Linked DNA regions of Homo sapiens: region 2 is linked to region 1. The links are chromatin loops, found by intact Hi-C in ENCODE. Cell type or tissue: ascending aorta. All regions are shown on one strand.

Region 1 (2,500 bases):
ATGAAGAGTCATTTAAGGCAACTGCAAAATAGTAACACAAATACCTCAGATGACTAGTAGGGCAAAATTTTCAAAATGTTGCAAGCTGTCTTCATGCTTGAAGTAGCAATTTACATGCATAATTAGGTGCAATCAACAGTTTTGAAATGTAATATATTTTCCGAGTCCATATTTACTTGTGACAGATGCTTAAAAAAAACTGTCCCCCAAAAATAGAGGGGCAGAAGAAAGGAGAAATATTTGCATTTAACAATAAGAATCTTTAAAAGGACATGTCTAAATTTAGGACAAATTTAATTGAAGTATTGTATCTTTATTTTGATTTAATCTTCATTTAAGCCTTGAAAGAAGTTCACAAACGTATTTTGGAAGTAGCAAGCATGGAAGAATAATAACTTACCAGTCAGCTATTCCTGCTGCTGTCTGAACTGACATGTGATTTTTATTGCTACACTGTAGGGAAAAAAAAAAAAACAAAAACCTGACAAATTCAAACCTTTATTGCACAAAATATTATTGACTTTCTTCCTGTCTTCAGAAGGGGCTTCATTCTCTAAAGATACCAAATATCTTTTAGGAAATTTAAATAAAGGTGATTTAAACCGGTAGCTTCTATTTTGTAAATCAAGGTCTTCAGATGAACACTCAGTGTGAACATATATCATCTTACTGTTCTCGGTATAACAATGTTAGGTGCTCGATATGCACAAAGACACTCTGCTAAGCACATTACACATATAATCTAATTTACCATTATAAACGTTCTATAATGATTGTTGGTTTATTACCAGGTACTGGGGAGGAGCTCACTCTATTTTCAACAATTCCCAATTTAGAAAACGAACTTGAAATCTGATTTTTAGAAAATCTGAAGAAAAAGAGAATGGGTAATTTGGTCCCTAAACTTTTTCTTCTTTTTCAAAAACTTGTTCACATTGCATTACCCAGATTGGTTGTCTACACTGATGAAAGTGGCAATTAATTTCTGTCACACATGCAGAGTCAGATTAAAAGATAGCATTGAGGGATACAACCTAATGATGTGTTCTTGTGTAACTGCATCAATGGGACAGTGTGTCTTGATATGTAAAAGTTGTGTTTAAGTTAATGCAAAGCATTCATGGGATGAGCAATGCAATTTTCCAGTTTCATCAAGCAAGTGTGATCTGTGATACATGCTAGGGGAAAAAAGCCATCCTCTGCCAAGAAACGCATGAATAGTTCATTAATCTGCTGATCCATTTGGGAGCATTATGGAATTCAAAGCCCAGAATAATGGGCTCTATTTAATATTGAACAGGTTCTTGATAACCCGCCATTTCTCTCCAGAGCTGCTTGAAAGTCCCTCCTGGACGTGCAGAGTTGCAGTGGCAGTTCCCATGAAGTTGTAAGCTACTACCCAGGATCAAGTGGTGTTAAATTGAGAAGTCATCCTGTTCACCTGACTAGTGGTGAACCCTGATTTAAGAATTTCCAAGGCTACCCTCGCCATCTCTATTTAAATTTATAGACGCAACGCACTGCCTGCCCTGGGGTCACCACCGAAGCCTCCTGGTGGAGCCCTGCCCTGCTGAGGACGCTCTTCCAGCACAGAACTCACCACCAAAAAGAGACGGCGCCCAGCTGGCGCCCGCCCCGGGCACATTGCAGTAAATGCCTGGCAGCGACTTCTCGCTTCTCCTTCCTCCTACCCCATCGACCCTCTGTTGCCGACCTTTACGCCAAACTCCGGCGCGCCGCGAGACTCGCGTCCTCGCTGTCCCCGAGGGGCCCCACCCCTTCCCGGTTCTAACCTGCGACCTGGCCAGAGGCAAGGGTAGGTCGACTTCCTGCCCGGAATTTGCCGTTGGCTTCTCCTTCTCTACTCCAGTTCTTTAGTGCAGGGCTGTGCGGCGCGGAGCCGCCAGCGGCAGAACAGACCCCGGAGCGGAGCTCTGGGATACACACACGCGCAGCCCGGAGGGACTGACCCCGGAGGCGCGCTCGGCCGGGAGAGGGAGGGGACCAGGGCCAGCGCGGAGGCGGGGGTCACCTGGGGTTGGGGGTGGGCGCACCAGCCCTCCGCACGCTCCTCTCTTTCTAGTCCTCGCCGCCACCACCTCGCACAGGTCGGAGATCCCTCCTTTCCTTGGCTCCTTTGCGTTGGGGAGGGGGTAAGGCTGAGGGTCGGCGCTTGGTCAGCGGGCGGGGAAGGTAGATTTCACTTGCACCTGAGAGTCCCTATTCTTGCCAGCTTCGCCGGGCAAAGCCCGGCGACCAGGTTGGTTCTTCCAGCAACTTTGTTCAGAAGGTTGGTAGGGAGGAGAAACGCCAAGGGGCCCCAAGAGACGCTGGAAAGCGGCTAGGAGCGTGGGCCGGGCTGGAGAGCAAGTACCCAAGCGGCCCTGAGGCTGGGAGCGCGGCTGGGAGGCGCCGCCGCCGCCGCCGCCGCCGCCGCCGGGATGCGCTCTGCTTAGCGGGACTGCCGGGGGCGCCTGAAGGCCAGCGCTCCAAGGACACG
Region 2 (2,500 bases), 93 kb after region 1:
GGCTCACTGCAACCTCCGCCTCCCAGGTTCGAGCAATTCTCATGCCTCAGCCTCCCAAATAGCTGGGATTACAGGTGCCCGCCATCACGCCCAGCTAATTTTTTGTATTTTTAGTAGAGACAGGGTTTCATCATGTTGATTAGACTGGTCTCAAACTCCTGACCTCAGGTGATCCACCCGCCTCAGCCTCCCAAAGTGCTGGGATTACAGGCATGAGCCACCGTGCCTGGCCAGTCATCCAGACTTTTTAACATTTATTAGTTTAGCCTGTGTCTGTGTGTTATTTAAATGGAGTCATACAATATGTAGTATTTGGTATCTGGCCTCTTTGCTCAATTTTATGTCTGTAAGATTTGTCTATCTTTTTATGTGTAGTTGTTGATTGCTCATGCCCATTACTGTGTAGTGTCCCATTGTATGAATAACTACAATTTATGTATCTATTTTTCTGTTGCTGGAAATGTTGCTTATTTTTAGTTTATTATTATCACAAGCAGGACTATTAGGAAATTTTCATATATATATATATATGTACCATTCAGCACCCATAATACACGTTTCTATTGCGTATAATCTTAAGAGTGAAACTGCTAGGTCATAGAACATACATATGTTCAAAAATTGTACTCTCAGTTTATATTCGCACTACCAGTATATGAGAGTTCTTGTCCATGTAGCATATATTCTAATTTTCAAAATGGTTCTGTGACATAGTTACAGTTTTATTGTCGTTTTTCATTTTAATAAAATCCGAGTCTTAGACAAGATAAAAGACCAATGTCATGTACTATTAGTTTATACCCCAATGCAGTCTGACCCCAGAGCCTGTATAGTTTAGTAAAGTGTCCAAGGGAGAGAATACAGTCGTGAGTTCTTAGTTTCCCTTTCTGGTTGGGTCAGTGAAGTCCCTTCCTCACCCCTCTTTTCTGTTTATCTCTACAGACAGAAACTAAAAACAATGGCTACAGGCCGCTAAAAGCCTAAAACAAAACAAAACAGAACAACAACAACAAAATAAGTTGGCTTAGACAAGCTTGCAAACCACTATCCTTTCTTATGCCTCTAGGTTAAGGATGTTATCATATACAGGTGTCCTCTACTTGGTAACTTTCACAGCTCATTTCCATAAAGCCAAATGCCAGCCCAGTGTATGTCACCTCCTACTGTGGCCAACAGATGGCGCTAATGGTGGTTTGAAACTTGTCACTTGGGGCTTTTGAGCACATGAGCTCAGACATAGCCTCTTAGAACTAGTCTTTCTCTATAATGGTCTGAGCTGACCTGAGAGCCAGAAACTTTAGGATCATTTCTCTCTCCCACCCCACCTAGTTAAATCCCAAATCCCATTCATCTTAATCAGAAATAATTCCTGAATATGTACCCCTCTCCATTCTCTCCTTCCTCTGTGTGTGCTCTCCTCCTGTCCCTTTTTTTAGCACTCATCACAGGTGGCTATTTATGTATCTGCATTGCCCTGCTATGCTGTGAACTCCTCAGGGCAGAGACTGGGTCATATTCATTCTGTGTCCCCGGTGTCTGACAGTGCCTGGCACAAAGAAGGTGCTCACGTTGGGGACTGAATAAAGTTCCCCTGGCAGAAACCCAAAAGGTTCAAAATGACTGTTCTTTCCTGTAGTCACAGAAGCTCACAGGGCATTTGACTTGCCCTGTATGCTCTGAATGGTCTGGTATCGTACTCTGACCTATGGGAGATCAGGGCTTATTATCACACAGGCTTCTGGCCAACAGTGTGGCTTATTTGTACATTCCATCTCTCTTCTTCCAGAAGATGAAAGACAGGACATGATACAAGCTACGAGATCATTTTTTTAAAGAAAAATGGGTGGTTGTCATAGCATTTCTGGTGTCAGACTGCAGATATGATCAAGCTGTCCATTTACCCTGGTTCAAATTGAATTGCTGGTAATTAAGAATGGGGAATGGGGTTAGGTCCATCTGAGATCAGACAGCAGAACCATTAAGGACAGATAAATCCCTTTATGAGAAATAAAGAGACTCCTGGTTATTAGACTGTATGTTTGTGGGCTAGGTGTTTGTTTTTAATCACAAAGTTTTGTACACTTGGAAGAGGTTAGGTAAAAACATTAAGCAGATTAACATTTTACAAATATTTTCTTTCCCTGACCGTCCTTTTCTACCTCCTTCCCACAGTTACAACTTTTCAATGTTAGTGCTGATATTCTCTCTCTCTAGTATATCACTGTGTTGGGTTAGGAGCCAGACTGCTTGGGTTCAGCTCTTGGTGCCACCCCTCCTATTTATGTGATCTTGGGCAAATTAACCTCTCTGAGCCCCAGATTTCTCATTAGTAAAGTGAGTTTACTATTATAATATTACCTTCCTCATAGGGGTGTAATGGGGATTAAATGAGTTTTAATACATCTAAAACTCTTAGAATAGTGCCAGCCCATATTAAGTGCACTTGGTAAATATTGGCTTTTTTTTTTAAATCACACCAGACATAGCTGTTTTATGAAAG

The links. Hi-C counts contacts between places; a loop is a spot of excess contacts. Peaks named below come from ENCODE experiments on the same cell type or tissue, not always from the same donor. Only the 100,000 strongest peaks of a DNase experiment are listed, where the experiment ranks them.
Region 2: it touches region 1 in a loop (2.8-fold over the local background); 1 of 110 quality-filtered maps calls a loop at or near these places.

What each region holds. Positions count from the first base shown.
Region 1 is chr3:28,573,560-28,576,059 of GRCh38, forward strand. It overlaps LOC107986012 (protein transport protein SEC31-like), which reads right to left. Exons shown (of 3, transcript XM_047449399.1): 1 at 1,794-2,500; 2 at 401-453. The coding sequence ends at 2,178. LINC00693 (long intergenic non-protein coding RNA 693) reads left to right here and starts at 1,719. Exons shown (of 5, transcript NR_038840.1): 1 at 1,719-1,816. In ascending aorta, a CTCF peak has its summit at 1,544; DNase peaks (open chromatin) are centred at 1,802 and 2,342; H3K4me3 peaks cover 1,408 bases; H3K27ac peaks cover 1,121 bases.
Region 2 is chr3:28,666,671-28,669,170 of GRCh38, forward strand. All of the region lies in intron 2 of LINC00693 (long intergenic non-protein coding RNA 693), which reads left to right. Among named protein-coding and RNA genes, the nearest start is that of LINC00693, 93 kb to the left of the region's middle. RefSeq lists a silencer at 1,102-1,261. In ascending aorta, a CTCF peak has its summit at 1,172 (motif pointing right); a DNase peak (open chromatin) is centred at 1,181.